3 separate regions of the Homo sapiens genome follow, and all the other regions are linked to region 2. Evidence: chromatin contacts called from ENCODE Hi-C or POLR2A ChIA-PET data. All regions are on one chromosome and are shown on one strand. Each heading gives the region's core, a stretch centred on a gene start or an enhancer-like site at or near the end of the contact. The rest is flanking DNA. Distances are from core to core; before and after follow the strand shown. Region 1 holds the start of IL12RB2 (interleukin 12 receptor subunit beta 2). Region 2 holds the start of IL23R (interleukin 23 receptor). Region 3 has its middle 30 kb from the start of SERBP1.

Region 1 (3,122 bases), core at 201-2,700, 140 kb after region 2:
GATTCTAGATTCTACGATTTAAAAGATTTTAGTAAAATTATTCATGTAGATAAATTACTAAAGCATGTAAACTACAGTATGTCACAATCCCATAAAGACAATCTACTGTACATTGTTGATTCCAAGATGTACATTTTTCATATTTAACATCTCAAACATTGAGAGCGGTTTTAAGGTAATGCCCAGAAGCGTGGTATGCAGTTGTCCACTTCTGCGGGCTCAGCAAACCTGTACTGGGCTCAGTGGACTAGAAGAAAACTCCAGAGACAACGGGGTGGGGGAGGGGGGGGGACTTAAAAAAAAATTCGATAGATAATATACATATGTTTAAAATCTAAATTTTATTTAGAGATATCTAAATAAAATCTCTAAACTAAATAAAATTTTAGTTTAAAAGATTCTAAATGTTGAGAAAGCATTGTTATTGTTTACCTGGCAGTTCTTTTTATTTCTTACTAGCGCATAAATAATGGTATATCTTATAATTAAGGAAGTCTTAGATTTAAAGAAATCTAAGCTGACGGGTGCAGAGGCTCAGGCCTGTATTCCCTGCACTTTGGGAAGCCAAGGCGGGAGGATTGCTTGAGGCCAGAAGTTTGAGACCAGCCTGGGTAACAGAGTGAGAGTCTGTCTTTACAGGTTTAAATACAGTTTTTTTCTAAGTAATATTGTCATAAATATTATGTCATGAATATTATGCAGAGCTGCCGACCCCTCTGTACTCTGGGCAGTTTTCCCTCTTGCCTGAGAACACCACTTATAACACGGGACCTATACGGGAGTGGTGACACGCCATCTGTTCAAGTTTAACTTTTTTCTCATTTTTTAGACAGCAAATACAAATGGAAGTTCCAGTATGTTCTGCCCGCACTCCAGTGGGCGGTCTTGTGCACAGCCCACTTGGGAGGCCTCGGCGCTCAGGTGTGGTAAGAGCTGGGCGGTGCAGAGCACAGAGAAAGGACATCTGCGAGGAAAGTTCCCTGATGGCTGTCAACAAAGTGCCACGTCTCTATGGCTGTGAACGCTGAGCACACGATTTTATCGCGCCTATCATATCTTGGTGCATAAACGCACCTCACCTCGGTCAACCCTTGCTCCGTCTTATGAGACAGGCTTTATTATCCGCATTTTATATGAGGGGAAACTGACGGTGGAGAGAGAATTATCTTGCTCAAGGCGACACAGCAGAGCCCACAGGTGGCAGAATCCCACCCGAGCCCGCTTCGACCCGCGGGGTGGAAACCACGGGCGCCCGCCCGGCTGCGCTTCCAGAGCTGAACTGAGAAGCGAGTCCTCTCCGCCCTGCGGCCACCGCCCAGCCCCGACCCCCGCCCCGGCCCGATCCTCACTCGCCGCCAGCTCCCCGCGCCCACCCCGGAGTTGGTGGCGCAGAGGCGGGAGGCGGAGGCGGGAGGGCGGGCGCTGGCACCGGGAACGCCCGAGCGCCGGCAGAGAGCGCGGAGAGCGCGACACGTGCGGCCCAGAGCACCGGGGCCACCCGGTCCCCGCAGGCCCGGGACCGCGCCCGCTGGCAGGCGACACGTGGTGAGTGACCAGTGACTCGGGGTCGGGGACAGAGAGAGCCCCAGGATCCCGGACCAGCGGGGTGTCTGCGTGCCCGGGATTCCGTGTCTCGCGTCTCCCGAGGGGGCTTCGGCGACGGCTTCTCTCTTTATATATATATATGTATATATATATTTTTAAAGTCTTCCAATACGATCCGAAATGGCTTCTCTTCATCACAGTCCTAACGCCCTGGGCACAGATGTTCACTTGGAGGTACTGGGTGGTGGTTTGGCTGGATGGAGGGGAGGGAGCGCGCGGACTGAGCCTCCAAGGTACTCTCTGGGCCGGGGCACAGAGTGGTGGGCTCAAACGGAAGGGAGGGGACGGCGACTGGAAAAGGGCAGAGGGCACCCCTGAGGGTCCAGCCTTGGTTCAGGCCCACAGACGTGGCTCCCGTTGCTTGAAAATGTATCAAATGTGAGTAAGATATTGGGGGGGGCCTTCCGTAGTCCCGGATGAGGGTGAACTAACCTTGTCTCAGCAGTCTTTCCTGTGGCCTCTGGACTGACCCCGAGTCCCTGCCTGGCCAGTTACTAGCAAGATGCTCTGGTGCAAGCAAATTGGCCAGCCTCAGTTTTCTCTTCTGTGAAATGCCCCTTCCTTTGTGAACTATGAGGCCCTCCTCATCTCCCTAGGACACACTAAATATCAGTGTCAGCATTGTACGGGATTATGTATCTGTACCATTAGATCCAGGTCTTACAAATAGTAACCTAAAAGCATACAAATAGACCTTGTCTAAGAACAGGGTCCCGGCACGGTGGCTCACGCCTGTAATCCCAGCATTTTGGGAGGCCAAGGTGGGCAGATCACTTGAGGTCAGGAGTTCAAGACCAGCCTGGCCAACATGGTGAAACCCTGTCTCTATTAAAAATACGAAAATTAGCTGGGCATGATGACGCACACCTGTAATCCCAGCTACTCGGGAGACTGAGGCAGGAGAATTGCTTGAACCCGGGAGACAGAGGTTACAGTGAGCCAAGATGGGGCCACTGCACTCCAACCTGGGCAACAGAGCGAGACTCTGTCTTAAAAATAAATACATACATACATATACATATATATATATATACACACACACACATACACATATATATATAAAGAATAAAGCTAAATTAGTCCTTTTTTCCCCATTTTTAAAACTCTAGATAATTGTTATAATCTGCTATGTGTGTGCTCTGTGTAGATGAACATCTTTGTTGAGCACCTACTATGTATTTGGTTTTTGGATATATATTATCTAATTCCTTAAAAACATGGTGAAATTGTTATTAGTATTCCCATTTTACAGATGTGGAAACTTACATGTTTCACACAGTTAGAGAGTTACAGGTTTCTGGCTCAAAACTGTGTTCCTTCTGTTTCCACCTCTCTGGCTCAGAACCTTATAACCACCTCCACTTGAACAAACAAACGTTGGATTCTCATTTTCCATTAATAGGAATGGTACAGTGCCCTATTTCTCTGTCCAACACATAACTAAAAGGACCTTAGTGGCTAAGAGCTAACACTTTCCTTCCCTATTTTAATGTGAAATCCTCAATACATTACACTAT
Region 2 (3,012 bases), core at 172-2,671:
ACCCATCTCTACCAAAACTACAAAAAATTAGCTGAGTGTGATGGCATGTGCCTGTGGTGCTAGCTACTCAGGAAGCTGAAATGGGAGGATCACCTGAGCCCAGGAGGCAGAGGTTGCAGTGAGCCGTAATCACGCCGCTGCACTCCAGCCTGTGTGACAGAGCAAGACTCTGTCTCAAAACAAAAACAAAAACAACAACCAAAACCAAAAAACAAAACTACAATTAGATATCACTTCCCACCTTTTGGGGTGCCTATGATAAAAAGACAAGATATAAGTATTGCTGAGGGTACAGAGAAAGGGCAGCCTTGTACACTGCTGTTAGGAATGTAAATTGGTACAGTTATCATGGAAAACAGTGTGAAATAAAAACAATTTTATTTAAAAAATTAAAATAGACCTACCTTAGGATCCAGCAATCCCTCTTCTGGATCTATAGTCCCCCCACAGAATGAAATCAGCACCATGAGAGATATCTGCCTTCCCATGTTCATGAAGCGTTAGTCAAAATAGCCCAAACATGGAAATAACATTTTAAGTGCCTATCAGTGGAATAATTGGTAAAGAATCTGTAGGCTATACAGGAATATTATGCAGCCATAAAAAGGAAGGAAATTCTGCCATTGCGGTAACATAGATGCAACTTGAGGGCATTATGCTAACTGAAATAAGCCAGACAGAGAAAGACAAATACTGCGTGATCTCACTTATATGCAGAATCTGAAATAGTTGAACCCATAAAAACAGATGATAGAATGGTGGTTACCAAGGTTAGAGGGTGGTGGAGGGAAAGGAAGCTATTGGTCGAAGGGCATAAACTTGCAGTTATAAGATGAGTAAGTTCAGGAGATCTGATATACAGTATGGTGACCATAGTTAACAATACTGAATTATACAGCATACTTGAAATTTGCTTGAATGTTCTCTCTGCAAAATAAAGAGTAACTAAATAAGATGAGAGATGTATTAACTAACTTGATTGTATAATAACTTCACAAAATATGTATGTATCAAATCATCATGTTGTATATCATCAAATTGTAGAATTTTATTCATCAATTATATTTCAACAAAGCTGGAAAACTAAAAAAAGAAACAAGTGTATAATTAATAACAATGCTGGTTGTAAATTAAAACTAAGCGTCATATTTTTGGTGTCAAAATGTTTGACATTTTTAAGAAAACATGTATAAGTGTTCTGCCTCTTGGATGAGACCATTTTAAATTAAGCTGTAAAAAAAAAGTACCGACAAAACAGTTCACTTTCAGTAATCTGGATTTCCCCAAATAGTGACACGAGAGCCAGTCATTTCGAATTGGACAGTTTGAGTTCCTCTTCAAGAGTCTGCAATGTAGGTCAGGGCTCTGCTGACATTTCCATTGACCTCAGAAGTGAAAATCTAAAGTGAGTGCTGACAGGCAGGCAGTGAGGAAAGAAGACATGACACAGCCAACAAGGGTGGCAGCCTGGCTCTGAAGTGGAATTATGTGCTTCAAACAGGTTGAAAGGTAAATAGGCAGCGATCATCCAAATACTTAAAGACAGCTATATTTCCTTTTGGAAATACATGGGCCAAGTTGTTTTCTCTTGCAAGTTCTCATGATATTCCATGCAGTGGTTACTGATGAAAAGGGAATCTATAATATTATATGGCATCACATTACTTTAAATAATAATTATTGCATATTTCCATCAGTTAACTTCTAACTAGGAACATTTTTAGGGCTTCTGTTGCTTCTTATGAAGAGAAGAATTACTATTGCTAACAAATAATGAAAGGGATCCCTATATTTCTGAGCCAAGGGGACCCCAGTTTTTTTAAATGTTACTAGATATTTTATGCGATATGATGAGCCATGCATTGCGTTCTCTTGTAGTTTTATAGAAAAAGCTCAGGTTTTATTAAACAGATAAAATAACTGAATAATGTTGATCATTGAGTAAATGAGTTAATTCATGTAACTGATTAATCAAATAGTGTAACTCTAGTTGTAAACTAACAACGGTATTATTAGGAATTTCTATAACGTGTTCCTTTCGCGTTCTCTACAGATGAAAGGCTTTTTCCTCTTTTTTAGGGGGTGCGGGGGACAAGGTCTCACTCTGTCGCCCAGGCTGGAGTGCAATGGTGTGATCATGGTTCACTGCAACCTTCACCTCCCGGGTAGCTGGGATGACCGTCACATGCCACCACACTGGGCTAATTTTTGTATTTTTAGTAGGGACAGGGTTTCACCCTGTTGCCCAGCCTGATCTCGAACTCCTGGGCTCAAGCAATCCACCGGCCTCTGCCTCCCAAAGTGCTGGGATTACAGGCATGAGCCACCACGCCTCCCCAGATGAAACGCTTTTTAGAGTCTCACTGGTGAGAGCACATATTGCTTAATCTCACTTCACTTTTCTTAATTTTGAATCCATTTTCTCTGGGAGTTCTGAAATTTTTGGCTCTTCCCAAGTTTAGCTCATCAAAGACTAGTATTTCTGGAGTGTGATAAGTATGTAACTTTGGCAGGGAGAAGAATTCATCACCAGAAGTTAGCTCAGCCCAGGCACCATGGTTCATGCCTGTAATCCTAGCACTTTGGGAGGTTGAGTTGGGAGGACCGCTTGAGCCCAGGAGTTTGAGGTTACAGTGAGCTATGATAATGCCGCTGCACTCCAGCCTGGGCTACAGAGCCTGGCCCTTGTCTCTAAAAAAATTTAAAACATAAAATAAAAAAAGAAGTTAACTCAGAGGAGGAGGTTTCTGATGAGAAAGGCTAGATTAGGAGGCACTGTAATGGATCAAATGCCCTACTGAGTTAATTCATAGTGACTTTTGAAGAGTATAAAATTCCATTTATTTGCTTTACTTCTCCATCTCTTGTTATATCTCCTAAATATACCAGTAACATTTCTTTGCTCTGTTTCCTTCCTTCCTTTCTTCCTTCCTTCTTTCCTTCTTCCTCCCTAATCAAAGGTTCCCATCAAATACAATAATTCTTAGGGAAAAATGTTATGCTTTTTATTAT
Region 3 (3,110 bases), core at 176-2,675, 230 kb after region 2:
TTAAGGCACAGCTTGGTTTTATACATTTTAGGGAGATATAAGACATCAATCAACATATGTAAGATGTACATTGGTTGGGTCTGGAAAGGCAGGATAACTCAAAGTGGGGGCTTCCAGGTCATAGGTAAATAAGAGACAAAAGATTGCATTCTTTTGGGGTTTTGATCAGCCTTTTACTAAATACACAATTTACATGTGAGAAGGAGGTAGCTCAGGTGAACAGAGGGATGACTTTGAGTTCTGTGTATCCTTTGTCCCACACTTGTGAAGATCAGCTATGGTGAAATTCAACAGAACTGTTTTAGAGTAAAGATCTTGAAGCCCTCGTAGGCAAATTGTGAGGAAAGTATGCAGTTTTTCGGGGGAGAAGGGGAATAAAATGGGAGGCAGCTTTGCCTGATGCAGTTCCCAGCTTGACTTTTCCCTTTGCCTTAGACTGATTGTCTTTTCGCAGCAGTATCACTTGCCACTGCTTTGTCTTATTCTTTCTATTCCAGAAGCCAGCCCATCTGTGCCCATTTCCTCCTTATTGGAACAATTGTTTGCATTCGTTCATTTTCCTCCCCAAACCCCATTCTCTCCCATTTGTTGACAGCACCATTGTGATGCATGGAGGGGTGTTTCTCATTTTAAAGACGTATTTGAGCATGTCTTTGGCAGCTCACTCTGCCAGATAAGGTGTCCTCTTTCCATGAATGACAGAAGATGGGTAACTCTGTTCTGCCATTGCCCCAAGCGGTTTTCACAATCTGCCCTTCTCCCCTCTGCCCCCCACCACTAGTAAAAACCCCAAACCAAGTTGCTAGGTTCACCAGATCTAGGTGATACTCACCAACATACAGCTAGGCTTTCATTCCTCAGGAAAATTGCAATTTTGTGGTCTTATAATGATATATATTGGTTTCCATCCATGGTTGCGGGCTCCTGATGTCAGAGGTGTTTGAACCAAAGCAACTCCATCTTGAATAGAGGCTGGGTAACATAAGGCTGAGACCTACTGGGCTGCATTCTCAGGAGGTTAGGCATTCTTAGTCACAGGATGAGATAGGTTGGCACAAGATGTCACAAAGACCCTGCTGATAAAAGAGGTTGTGGTAAAGAAGCCAAACAAAACCCACCAAAACCAAGATGGTGACGAAAGTGACCTCTGGTCATCCTCACGCTTATTATATGCTAATTATAATGCATATAATTAGCATATAATATGCATATGTTAACATGCTAACAGACACTCCCTCCATGACAGTTTACAAATGCCAAGGCAACGTCAGAAAGTTACCCTATAGGGTTTAAAAGGGGGAGAAACTCACAGCTCTGGGAATTGCCTACTCCTTTCCTGGAAAACTCATGAATAATTCACCTCTTGTTTAGCATATAATCAAGAAATAACTCAGGCCAGGCATGGTGACTCACGCCTGTAATCCGAGCACTTTGGGAGGCTGAGGTGGGTGGATCACCTGAGGTGTCAGGAGTTCCAGACCAGACTGGCCAACATGGTGAAACCCCATCTGTACTAAAAATACAAAATTAGTCAGGCATAGTGGCATGCGCCTATAATCCCAGCTACTCAGGTGGCTGAGACGAGAATCGCTTTGAACCCGGGAGGTGGAGGTTGCAGTGAGCCGAGATTGCACCATTGCACTCCAGCCTGGGCAACACAGCGAGACTGTCACAAACAAACAAACAAACAAACAACAACAACAACAAAACTGTAAGTATACTCAATTGAGCAGCCCACGCTGTTGCTCTATGGAGTAGCCATTCTTTCATTCCTTTACTTTCTTAATAAACTTACTTTCGCTTTACTCTGTGGATTCACCTCAAATTCTTTCTTGTTCAAGATCCAAGAATCCCCTCTTGGGGTCTGGATGGGGACTCCATTGTTATGGATGTCCCATAACAATAACTCCCGTAGCCCTCCTCAGTCTTTTGCTATGTTGGGTGTGTCAGGCCTCAGGGACCAGCCTCTGACCTTCTCCTATCCTCCTTTCACTCTAACATTCCCCTGCCTTTCCAATTGTGAGTCTTAAGACCCTCCCATGAGAGGGTCCCACCCATACCCTGGGAGAAGGAAGGCTGATGTCATGAAGCTTCCATAAAAACCCAAGAGGGCCAGGCACGGTTGGCTCACACCTGTAATCCCAGCACTTTTGGAGGCCGAGGTGGGTGGATGACTCTAGGCCAGGAGTTCGAGACCAGCCTGGCTAATATGGCAAAAACCCCATTTCCACTAAAAATACAAAAATTAACCAAGCATGGTGGCACATGCCCATAATCTTGACTACTTGGAAGGCTGGGGCATGAGAATCGCTTGAACTAGGGAGGTGGAGGTTGGGGTGAGCCAAGATCATGCCACTGCACTCCAGCCTGGGCGACAGGGCAAGACTGTCTTAAAAGACAACAACAAAAAGCAAAACCCAAGAGGACTGGATTCAGAGAGCGTGAGAGCGTCCAGATGATAGCTGAACATGTGGAGATTCCTAAAAGGTGGCGCATGGGAGCTCCATGCCCCTTCCCCCATTCCTTGCACTACATATCTCTTTATCTGTATCCTTTGGAATAAACCAATCAAAGTTGTGTCTCGGAGTTCTGTGAGCTGCTCCAGTAAATTAATCAAACCCAAAGAAGGGGCTGTGGGAACAACTTGAAGCTGATCGGTCAGAAGTTCCAGGGGGCTGGACTTACAACCGGTGGGAGTGGGACAGTCTTGGGGACTGAGCCCGCAACTTGTGGGATCTGACACTATCTCTGGGTTCCCAATACCCAGAATAGTGTTGGCACTGAATTAGAGGACACCCAGATGACGTCTGCTGCTTGGTGTGGGGAAACACCCCCTGATGTCCACCATCTGGTCACAGAAGTTGCTTCTGTATTTAGTTGTGGTCTGAGAGTAAAGCCCAGCTAATTTTTGTATTTTTTGTAGAGACAGGGTTTTGCAGTGTTGCTCAGGCTGGTCTCAAACTCCTAAACTCAAGTGATTCGCCTGCCTCGGCCTCCTCAAGTGCTGGGACTACAGGTGTGAGCCACCGCACTCAGCCCTTGAGTTCATTCTTAATGAATTCATGGAAATCCTCACCATCAACTGTGAGATCCTCACCATGAGTATCTTT

Evidence for each region. A loop is a pair of places that touch in the nucleus more often than their neighbours do. ChIA-PET counts read pairs that join two places held with the same protein, here RNA polymerase II (POLR2A). Pooled maps may share reads with other maps.
Region 1: a pooled map shows a loop between it and region 2 (5-fold over the local background). The contact joins the promoter of IL12RB2 here to the promoter of IL23R in region 2. A Hi-C loop is called at or near these places in 1 of 168 maps with a recorded cell type or tissue (naive thymus-derived CD4-positive, alpha-beta T cell) and 8 of 50 pooled maps. POLR2A ChIA-PET finds 5 or more read pairs at or near these places in 6 of 52 experiments (HepG2, activated CD4-positive, alpha-beta T cell, activated T-cell and 1 more).
Region 3: a loop to region 2 is called in a pooled map, with 5 times the contacts of the local background. The contact joins the enhancer-like site here to the promoter of IL23R in region 2. A Hi-C loop is called at or near these places in 4 of 50 pooled maps. POLR2A ChIA-PET finds 5 or more read pairs at or near these places in 3 of 52 experiments (activated CD4-positive, alpha-beta T cell, activated CD8-positive, alpha-beta memory T cell and activated T-cell).

What each region holds. Positions count from the first base shown.
Region 1 is chr1:67,306,423-67,309,544 of GRCh38, forward strand. IL12RB2 (interleukin 12 receptor subunit beta 2) reads left to right here and starts at 1,451. Exons shown (of 17, transcript NM_001374259.2): 1 at 1,451-1,545. RefSeq lists enhancers at 674-773, 804-853 and a silencer at 1,314-1,503.
Region 2 is chr1:67,165,033-67,168,044 of GRCh38, forward strand. IL23R (interleukin 23 receptor) reads left to right here and starts at 1,422. Exons shown (of 11, transcript NM_144701.3): 1 at 1,422-1,509. RefSeq lists an enhancer at 1,174-1,363.
Region 3 is chr1:67,398,831-67,401,940 of GRCh38, forward strand. No RefSeq gene overlaps it. Among named protein-coding and RNA genes, the nearest start is that of SERBP1, 30 kb to the right of the region's middle. Within about 2 kb of position 1,426, at least 2 of the 41 ENCODE cell types and tissues checked have a DNase peak (open chromatin) inside an H3K27ac peak, as active enhancers do.